Linked DNA regions of Homo sapiens: region 2 is linked to region 1. Evidence: chromatin contacts called from ENCODE Hi-C or POLR2A ChIA-PET data. All regions are on one chromosome and are shown on one strand. The core of a region is the stretch at or near the end of the contact, and the rest is flanking DNA. Distances in the headings are between cores, read along the strand shown. Region 1 has its middle 13 kb from the start of SPACDR. Region 2 overlaps ZAN (zonadhesin).

What was found. Hi-C counts contacts between places; a loop is a spot of excess contacts on that map. ChIA-PET counts read pairs that join two places held with the same protein, here RNA polymerase II (POLR2A). Pooled maps may share reads with other maps.
Region 2: a loop to region 1 is called in a pooled map, with 2.6 times the contacts of the local background. The contact joins two enhancer-like sites. A Hi-C loop is called at or near these places in 1 of 50 pooled maps. POLR2A ChIA-PET finds 5 or more read pairs at or near these places in 4 of 52 experiments (AG04449, OCI-LY7, activated T-cell and 1 more).

Annotation. Positions count from the first base shown.
Region 1 is chr7:100,449,388-100,453,733 of GRCh38, reverse strand. No RefSeq gene overlaps it. Among named protein-coding and RNA genes, the nearest start is that of SPACDR, 13 kb to the left of the region's middle. RefSeq lists a silencer at 2,845-2,944. Within about 2 kb of position 2,898, at least 35 of the 41 ENCODE cell types and tissues checked have a DNase peak (open chromatin) inside an H3K27ac peak, as active enhancers do.
Region 2 is chr7:100,742,971-100,747,361 of GRCh38, reverse strand. It overlaps ZAN (zonadhesin), which reads right to left. Exons shown (of 48, transcript NM_003386.3): 8 at 660-824. Among named protein-coding and RNA genes, the nearest start is that of ZAN, 12 kb to the right of the region's middle. RefSeq lists an enhancer at 2,037-2,086. Within about 2 kb of position 1,946, at least 2 of the 41 ENCODE cell types and tissues checked have a DNase peak (open chromatin) inside an H3K27ac peak, as active enhancers do.

The DNA of each region.
Region 1 (4,346 bases), core at 1,649-4,148:
TCTCAATATTGCTACTACTTTGCTGTACGACTCTTATTTTTATTTTTTATTTATTTTTGAGACAGAGTCTCGCTCAGTTGGCCAGACAGGAGGACAGTGGCACAATCATAGCTCACTATAGCCTCCATCTCCTGGTCAATCCTCCTGCTTCTGCCTCCCAAAGGGCTGGGATCGCAGGCACTTGGTGATTTTTGAGAGTCACTTTCCTTCACTGAGACTCAAGCTCCTTAAATAAAATGATGACTTGATGGCTGGGCACAGTGGCTCACACCTGTAATCCCAGCACTTTGGGAGGCTGAGGTGGGTGGATCACCTGACGTCAGGAGTTCGAGACCAGCCTGGCTAACATGACGAAACCCTCTACTAAAAATACAAAAATTGGCTGGGCATGGTGGCTCACGCCTGTAATCCCAGCACTTTGGGAGGCCGAGGTGGGAGGATCACGAGGTCAGGAGATCGAGACCATCCTGGCTAACACGGTGAAACCCCGTCTCTACTAAAAATACAAAAAATTAGCTGGGCGTGGTAGCCGGCACCTGTAGCCCTAGCTACTTGGAAGGCTGAGGCAGGAGAATGGTGTCAACCTGGGAGGCGGAGCTTGCAGTGAGCTGAGATCTTGCCACTGCACTCTGGTCTGGGTGACAGAGTGAGACTCCATCTCAAAAAAAGAAAAAAAAATTAGCTGGGCATGGTGGCGCGCACCTGTCATCCCAGCTACTCGGGAGGCTGAGACAGGAGAATTGCTTGAACCTGGGAGGCAGAGGTTGCAGTGAGCTGAGATCACGCCACTGAACTCCAGCCTGGGCGATAGAATCAGACTCTGTCTTCAAAAAATAAAAATAAAAATAACAAACTTCCTCAGGCTTCAGGGAGTGTTGAGTTAACCTGCAGAAACAAGGTAAGTTCCTGGGAGGTGCTAACTAGCAGTTGCCGGAGACAGAACCAGCCCAGCCTTTGGGCTCACAAAGACCAGGTTCAAATTCTGCCTTTCCTGGCTGTGTGACCTTCAGCAAGTGAATTAACCTGTCTGAATCTCTGTCTCAAAAGCAAGGCTCTGTCTCAAGAAAAAAAAAAAAGGAAAATAAATGAAATAGTTATTAGAGTGTGGTCCTGGACCAGAGCATCGCATTCCCCAGAGAGTAGTAGAAATTCAAACTCCAGGCCCTGCACCGCAGACCTACTGAATCAAAAACCCTAGGATGGGGGCCAGCAATCTGTTTGAACACGCCTGCTGAAGTTTGGGAATCACTGCCACACTGCATGGGAATGTAGACTGTTGGGATTCTGAAGCTTAGGACATATCACAATCTCCTGAGAGCTTGTTAAAAACACAGATTCCAGGCCGGGCATGGTGGCTCACACCTGTAATCCCAGCACTTTGGGAGGCTGAGGCAGGTGGATCACGAGGTCAGGAGATGGAGACCATTCTGGCTAACGCAGTGAAACCCCGTCTCTACTAAAAATACGAAAAATTAGCCAGGCGTGGCGGCACTCACCTGTAGTCCCAGCTACTTGGGAGGCTGAGGCAGGAGAATTGCTTGAACCCGGGAGGTAGAGGTTGTAGTGAGTGGAGATTGCACCACTGCACTCCAGCCCGGTGACAGGGCGAGACTCTGTCTCAAAAAAATAAAACAAAAACAAAAAATAAAATAAGAAAAAAAAAACACAGATTCCAGGCCATGAACGGTGGCTCACGCCTGTAATCTCAGCACTTTGGGAGGCCAAGGCGGGTGGATCACCTGAGGTCAGGAGTTCAAGACCAGCCTGGTCAACATGGTGAAACCCTGTCTCTACAAAAATATAAAAATTAGCTGGGCATGATGGCAGGTGCCTGTAATCTCACCTATCTGGGAGGCTGAGGCAGGAGAATCGCTTGAACCTGGGAGGCAGAGGTTGCAGTGAGCCGAGATCAAGCCACTGCACTCCAGCCTGGGCAGCAGAGCAAGACTCCGTCTGAAAAAAAAAAAAAAACCCACAGATTCCAACTGGGTGTGGTGGCTCATGCCTGTAATCTTAGCACTTTGGGAGTCCAAGGTGGCAGGATCACTTGAGCCCAGGAGTTTGAGGCCAGCCTGGGCTACATAGCCAGACCCCATCTCTACAAAACAAACAGACAAAAAAGAAAAGTAGCTGCTGGTGGTGGTGGTATGTGCCTGTGGTCCCAGCTGCTCGGGAGGCTGAGGTGGAGGATGGCTTGAGCCCAGGAGTTTGAGGCTGCAGTGAACCATGATGATGCCGCTGCACTCCAGCCTGGGCAACAGAGCGAGAGCCTGTCTCAAACCAGACAAGACAAAACAAAACAAAAACCAGATTTTTGGCCTCAAAGTCAGAAACTGAGGTGGGGTCTGGGAATCCTTTTTTTTTTTTTTTTTTTGAGATGGGGTCTCACTCTGTTGCCCAAGCTGGAGTGCAGTGGCACAATCTCGGCTCACTGCAACCTCCGCCTCCCGGGTTCAAGCGATTCTCCTGCCTCAGCCTCCAGAGTAGCTGGGATTACAGGCGTGCACCACCACGCCCGGCTAATTTTTATATTTTTAGTAGAGACGGGGTTTCACCATGTTGGCCAGGCTGGTCTCGAACTCTTGACCTCGGGTGATCTGACCACTTCGGCCTCCCAAAGTGTTGGGATTACAGGCATGAGCCACCACGCCCGCTGGAATCGATATTTTAACCGGAGATGAGTTTTATTGGGGTGGGGGGTGCCCCGGAGGCTGCACTGCGGGGAGATCACAGAAGGCACCTTGGGGTATTGGAGACTCTGGCCTGGGGGACTGAGGACTCCCCTTGGGTGGAGGAGGGGAGATGCAGCTGGAGAGAGGACACCTGGACACCTGCCCAATCCAGTGACGTCAGCCTCGTCTGCTGTCAGAAGGGGGCGGGGCCTCGGGGGCGGAGTCTCTCCCGCCTCAGCCCTCGGTCTAGTCTGGCCACCTTCCCAGTCTGGTGGGTGCAGGTGGGGAGAAGCCTGGGTCTGGGGGCAACAAGCGCGGGTAAGACCTGTAGGGGGCCAGCTAGGGACGCCAGCGGGGGCCGGGTGGTCGGGCGTGGCGGCCGCGGCGAAGCTGGGGGACTTGAACAGCCTGTCTCGTCTTGGTCCTGACCTCCAGGTGGCGCCGCGGTGCGCGGACCGGCGTTAAGGTCGCGTCGCCCTTGGCCTCTGGCTGGGGAAGCCCCTACGGCCTAATGGGGGTGGTGGAGGAACTGCTAGAGGGGCTCTAGGCCATAGCCGGGAACAGAGAGACCTCCCTATGTGAGCCCCCGGAGACCCTGACCGCGGGCTCTGCCGCTCCTCCCAGCACCCCTACGACATTAGCCGATGGGGGAGCCGACATTAGCGGATGGATTCTTAAACACTAAAGGGTCTCCAGAGCATAAAATGGGCACTGGTGACACTGCTTCCACGGGACGGTTAGTTTCTAGTGAAAACAGCTTCTCCACTGCGCATGATGGCTCATGTCTGTAATCCTGACATTTCGGGAGGCCAAGGTAGGGAGAACTGCTTGAGCCCAGGAGTTCAAGACCAGCCTGGGCAATATAGTGAGACCCCATCTGTCGCTTTTTTTTTTTTTTTTGAGACGGAGTCTTGCTCTGTCGCCCAGGATGGAATGCGGTGGCGCGATCTCGGCTCATTGCAACCTCCACCTCCCAGGTTCAAGCGATTGTCGTGCCTCAGCCTCCCGAGTAGCTGAGATTACAGGCATGTGCCACCACGCCCAGCTCATTTTTTTGTATTTTTAGTAGAGAGATGGGGTTTCACCATGTTGGCCAGGCTGGTCTGGAACTCCTGACCTTAAATAATCCACCTGCTTTGGCCTCCCAAAGTGCTGGGGTTACAGGCGTGAGCCACTGCGCCCAACCATGAGACCCTATTTCTAAAAAAAATAATTTTAGGCCGGGTGCGGTAGCTCACGCCGGTAATCCCAGCACTTTGGGAGGCGGAGGAGGGTGGATCACCTGAGATCAGGAGTTCCTGACCAACCTGGCCAACATGGTGAAACCCTGTCTCTACTAAAAATACAAAAATCAGCCGGGCATGGTAGTGGGCGCCTGTAATCGCAGCTACTAAGGAGGCTGAGGCAGGAGAATCGCTTGAAACCGGGAGGCAAAGGTTACAGTGAGCCGAGATTGCGCCACTGCACTCCGCCTGGGCAACAGAATGAGACTCCGTCTCAAAAAAAAAAAAAAAGAAAAGAAAAGAAAAGAAAAAATAAATAATAATTAAATTAACTGGCCATAGTGCCATGCACCTAAAAGTCCCAGCTACTTGGGAGGCTGAGGTGGGAGAATTGCTTGAGTCCAGGAGTTAGAGGCTGCAGTGAGCTGTGATTGCATCACTGCACTCCAGC
Region 2 (4,391 bases), core at 697-3,196, 290 kb before region 1:
AGGCTGGAGTGCAGTGGCACTATCTTGGCTCACTGCAACTTCTGTCTCCCAGGTTCAAGCGATTCTCCTGCCTCAGCCTCTTGAGTAGCTGAGATTACAGGCGTGTGCCACCACACCTGGCTAATTTTTGTATTTTTAGTAGAGACAAGGTTTCTCTATGTTGGCCAGGCTGGTCTCGAACTCCTGACCTCAGGTGATCCACCAGCCTCACCCTCCCAACGTGCTAGGATTACAAGCATAAGCCACTGTGCCAGGCCAGCACAACTTTCTTTTTTATTTGAGAGGGAGTCTTGCTCTGTCACCAGGCCGGAGTGCAGTGGCGCGATCTCGGCTCACTGCAACCTCCGCCTCCCGGGTTCAAGCGATTCTCCTGCCTCAGCCTCCCGTGTAGCTGGGACTACAGGCAGCTAATTTTTGTATTTTTAGTATGGACGGGGTTTCACCATGTTAGCCAGGATGGTCTCGATCTCCTGACCTCGTGATCCGCCTGCCTCGGCCTCCCAAAGTGCCCTCCCAGCCATGATTTCCACTTCATGGAATAGTCTCGCACATATTCCAGACCTCCCTAGACCCTGAGGGATGCCCCATGTTTCCCCATCAAGCCAACCCTGGGAGATGCGCCCAGATCAGTGTAAATCCCATTAATTCTCCGCTCTAACCCAAGACTGAAGCATAAATGTGGAGGGCTGCACCAGGAGACTGGCCCCGGAGGATGTAGTGGAAGGAAAAGCTCAGACAGCCAGAGGACAGGCTCACGGGGCTCAGGAGGACAGCTTTCTGCCCAGGTCTTGCATTCTTGGGGTCCAGGAGCATGTAGCAGCCACCTGTGAAGCAAAAGGCCAGGGAACTGGGGTGGATGGAATTGAGGGAAGATGGCAGCAGAGATAGGGCCCTGAGGAGGCTGTGGACTTGTCTCTGGGGATCCCCAACAGCAGCCTAGAATCAGGCAGCACTGAGGTGGTCCTATCCCAACTGACTGAGGTCTTCAACTTTTCCTAGAAATGCTTGGGCTGGGTAAGGACCCGGCGCTGCCATGGGAAGCGGCGGACACCTTCTCCAAAGCAGCAACTAGAACTTTGACCTTTGGGTGCTAACTCTTTGTTGTTGTTGTTTTGTTTTTGTTTTTGAGACAGTCTCACTCTGTCGCCCAGTCTGGAGTGCAGTGGCGCAATCATGGCTCTCATGGTTCACTGCAGACTCAACCTCCCCGGGCTCAGGTGATCCTCCCGCCTCAGCCTCCTTAAGTAGCTGGGACTACAGGTGTGCGCCACCACGCCCTGCTAATTTTTGCATTTTTTTTTGAAAAGATAGGGTTTCACCACATTGCCCAGGCTGGTCTTGAACTCCTAGGTTCAAATGATCCACGCACCTTGGCTTCCCAAAGTGCTGGGATTACAGACATGAGCCATCACATCTGGCCTGGGTGCTAACTCTTAAGGTCCACTAGAGTCATAGCCTGTTCCTTTTCTTTTTTCCTTTTTCTTTTTTGAGACAAGGTATGGTTCTGTTGCCCAGGCTAAAGTGCAGTGGCACAGGTCTCAAACTCCTAGGCTCAAGCAATCCTTTTGCCACAGCCTCCTGAGTAGCTGGGACTCCAGGTGCGGACCTGGAGTCCGCCCAGCTAATTTTTTTTTTTTTAAGAGATGGGCGGTCTCACGATGTTGCCCAGGCTGGTCTTGAACTCCTGGCCTCAAGCAATCCTCCCGCCTTGGCCTCCCAAAGTGCTGGGATTACAGGCTTGAGCCACTACACCCGATTGCCTCTTCCTTTTCTTTACCCGCTGGACATAACCTATTCACGCAAACTGGCGAGAGATACAGCGGCTCTGACACAGAGGAGCAAGAGGCAAACCCCCTCTCACCCAACACCACCTCGGCCCCCAGCTCAGACAGCCAATCAGCGTGGACCTCGCTAGGTGACGCAACTGGTAGCGAAAAAGAAAATGTAAGCGGCTGCCACTCGTGGGGAGCGCGCTCGCGTGCGTGCTCACGCCCGAGTCCAAGGGAGTCTTGCCTGGCGCGCGCTCACTCCTGCCGAAGGTGGGATCCTGAGCGGCGGCGAAGAGGCTGGAATGGCGGGAATGGGCGGGAGGAAGGAGAAGAAAGGAAACAACCGGGAAGGAAGAGGGAAGGGAAAGGAAAGGAAGTGGGAAAATGATGAAAGAGAAATCAAGGACACGGGCTGGCGCGGTGGCTCACGCCTGTAATCCCAGCACTTTGGGAGACCGAGGCGGGCGGATCACCTGAGGTCAGGGGTTCTAGACCAGCTTGGCCAACATGGCGAAATCCCGTCTCTACTAAAAGTACAAAAATTAGCCGGGCGTGGTGGCGGGCATCTGTAATCCCAGCTACTCGGGAGGCTGAGGCAGGAGAATCGCTTAAACCCGGGAGGCGGAGGTTGCAGTGAGCTGAGATCGCGTCACCGCACTCCAGCCTGGGCGACAGAGCGAGACTGTCTCAAAAAACAAACAAACAACAACAACAAAAAAAAAACCAAGGAGACCTATGAGAAACAGAAGAGGAGAAATGGGAGAAAAAGAAGTGAAAGGTGAAGAAAATATAAGGAAGCGAGCAAGATGGAAAAGGAAAGGGAAAGAAAGGAAAAATAAAAAGCCAACCAGCATTTACTGAAGCTGCTGGGCGCGGTACACGGTGCTAAATGCTGAGGGGTTGCAGAGAGGGCTGGTCGGCTTTCAGTGAAGGTGGGGCCAGGGCTTCTTAAGGCCTTATTTATTTATGTACGTATTTATTTATTTATTTTTATTGAGATGGAGTCTCACTCTGTTGCCCAGGCTGGAGTGCAGTGGCGCTATCTCGGCTCACTGCAACCTCCGCCTCCCAGGTTCAAACAATTCTCCTGCCTCAGCCTCCCGAGTGTTGGGATTACAGGTGCACACCACCAAGCCCAGCTAATTTTTTGTATTTTTAGTAGAGACGGGTTTCGCTATGTTGGCCAGGCTGGTCTCGGACTCCTGACCTCTGGTGATCCACCTGCCTCCGCCTCCCAAAGTGCTGGGATTACAGGCATGAGCCACCACGCCTGGCCAGGGCCCTTCTAGAAAACAAAGTTTAGGCAGCAGGAAAGATCAGAGACAGGAGTGCAGGAGTCCAAGTGGACACTGATGGAGTGGAGAGAGGAAAAGATGGGGAAAAACAGAAAAGAAAATACGGCAGAGGCAGGAGGATCACTTGAGGCCAGGAGTCCGAGACCAGCCTGGGCAACATAGCAAGACCCCATCTTTACAAATAAAGAAAATAAAATAAAGTGTGGAAATGGTAAAGTGGAAGGGAGGAAATGGATTGAGAAAGGATAAGTATTAAGGGAAAAGAAGAACAAAGAGATATAGGCTGGGCGTGGCAGCTCACACCTGTACTTCAAGCACTTTGGGAGGCCGAAGCAGGAAGATGGCTTGAGGCCCAGAGTTTGAGACCAGCCTGGGCAATGTAGCAAGACCCCATCTCTATTTTTATTTATTTATTTATTTTGAGACACAATCTCACTCTGTCGCCCAGGCTGGAGTGCAGTAGTGCGATCACAGCTCACTGCCACCTCCACCTCCCAGGCTCAATCAGTCCTCCCACGTCAGCCTCCCGAGTATCTGGGACTACAGGTGTGTGCCACCACACTGGGCTAATTTTTGTATTTTTTGTAGAGACAAGATCTCACTATATGTTCCAGGCTGGTCTTGAACTCGTGGCCTCAAGTGATCTGCCCACCTCGGCCTCCCAAAGTGCTGGGATTACAGGCATGAGCTACTGCACCTGGCCTAGTTTTTAAAAACATTTTTTTAAATTCAAAAATAAGAATTATAAACTCAGGAAATTAGGGAGCAGAACCCTCTATGCTTGACCTACAGTGCTTGGCTCAGTGAGGGGTTGAAATGTGGGCTGTGTGAGAAGATTAAGAGAGAAAGTGAATGTTGTGTGAGAGAGAAAAGGAAGAAGTCAACAGTAGAAAGAGAAAGAAGCTCAGCTGAGTGCACAGGGAGGTGGTGGAAAGAAGCTAGGGATAGACTTGGGTGCATAGAAAGAAAGAATATCAGCCAGGCATGGTGGCTTACGCTTGTAATCCCAGCATTTTGGGAGGCCAAGTGGGTGGATCACGAGGTCAGAAGATCGAGACCACCCTGACCAACATGGTGAAACCCCATCTCTACTAAAAATACAAAAAATTAACTGGGCATGGTGACGCACACCTGTAATCCCAGCTACTCGGGAGGCTGAGGCAGGAGAATCGCTTGAACCCGGAAGGCAGAGGTTGCAGTGAGCTGAGATCGTGCCATTGCACTCCAGCCTGGCAACAGCAAGATTCTGTCTCAAAAAAAAAAAAAGAAAGAAAAAGAAAGAGTGTCGCCTGGATTTTTGCAAAAGCCTCCTAAACAGCCTCTCTGC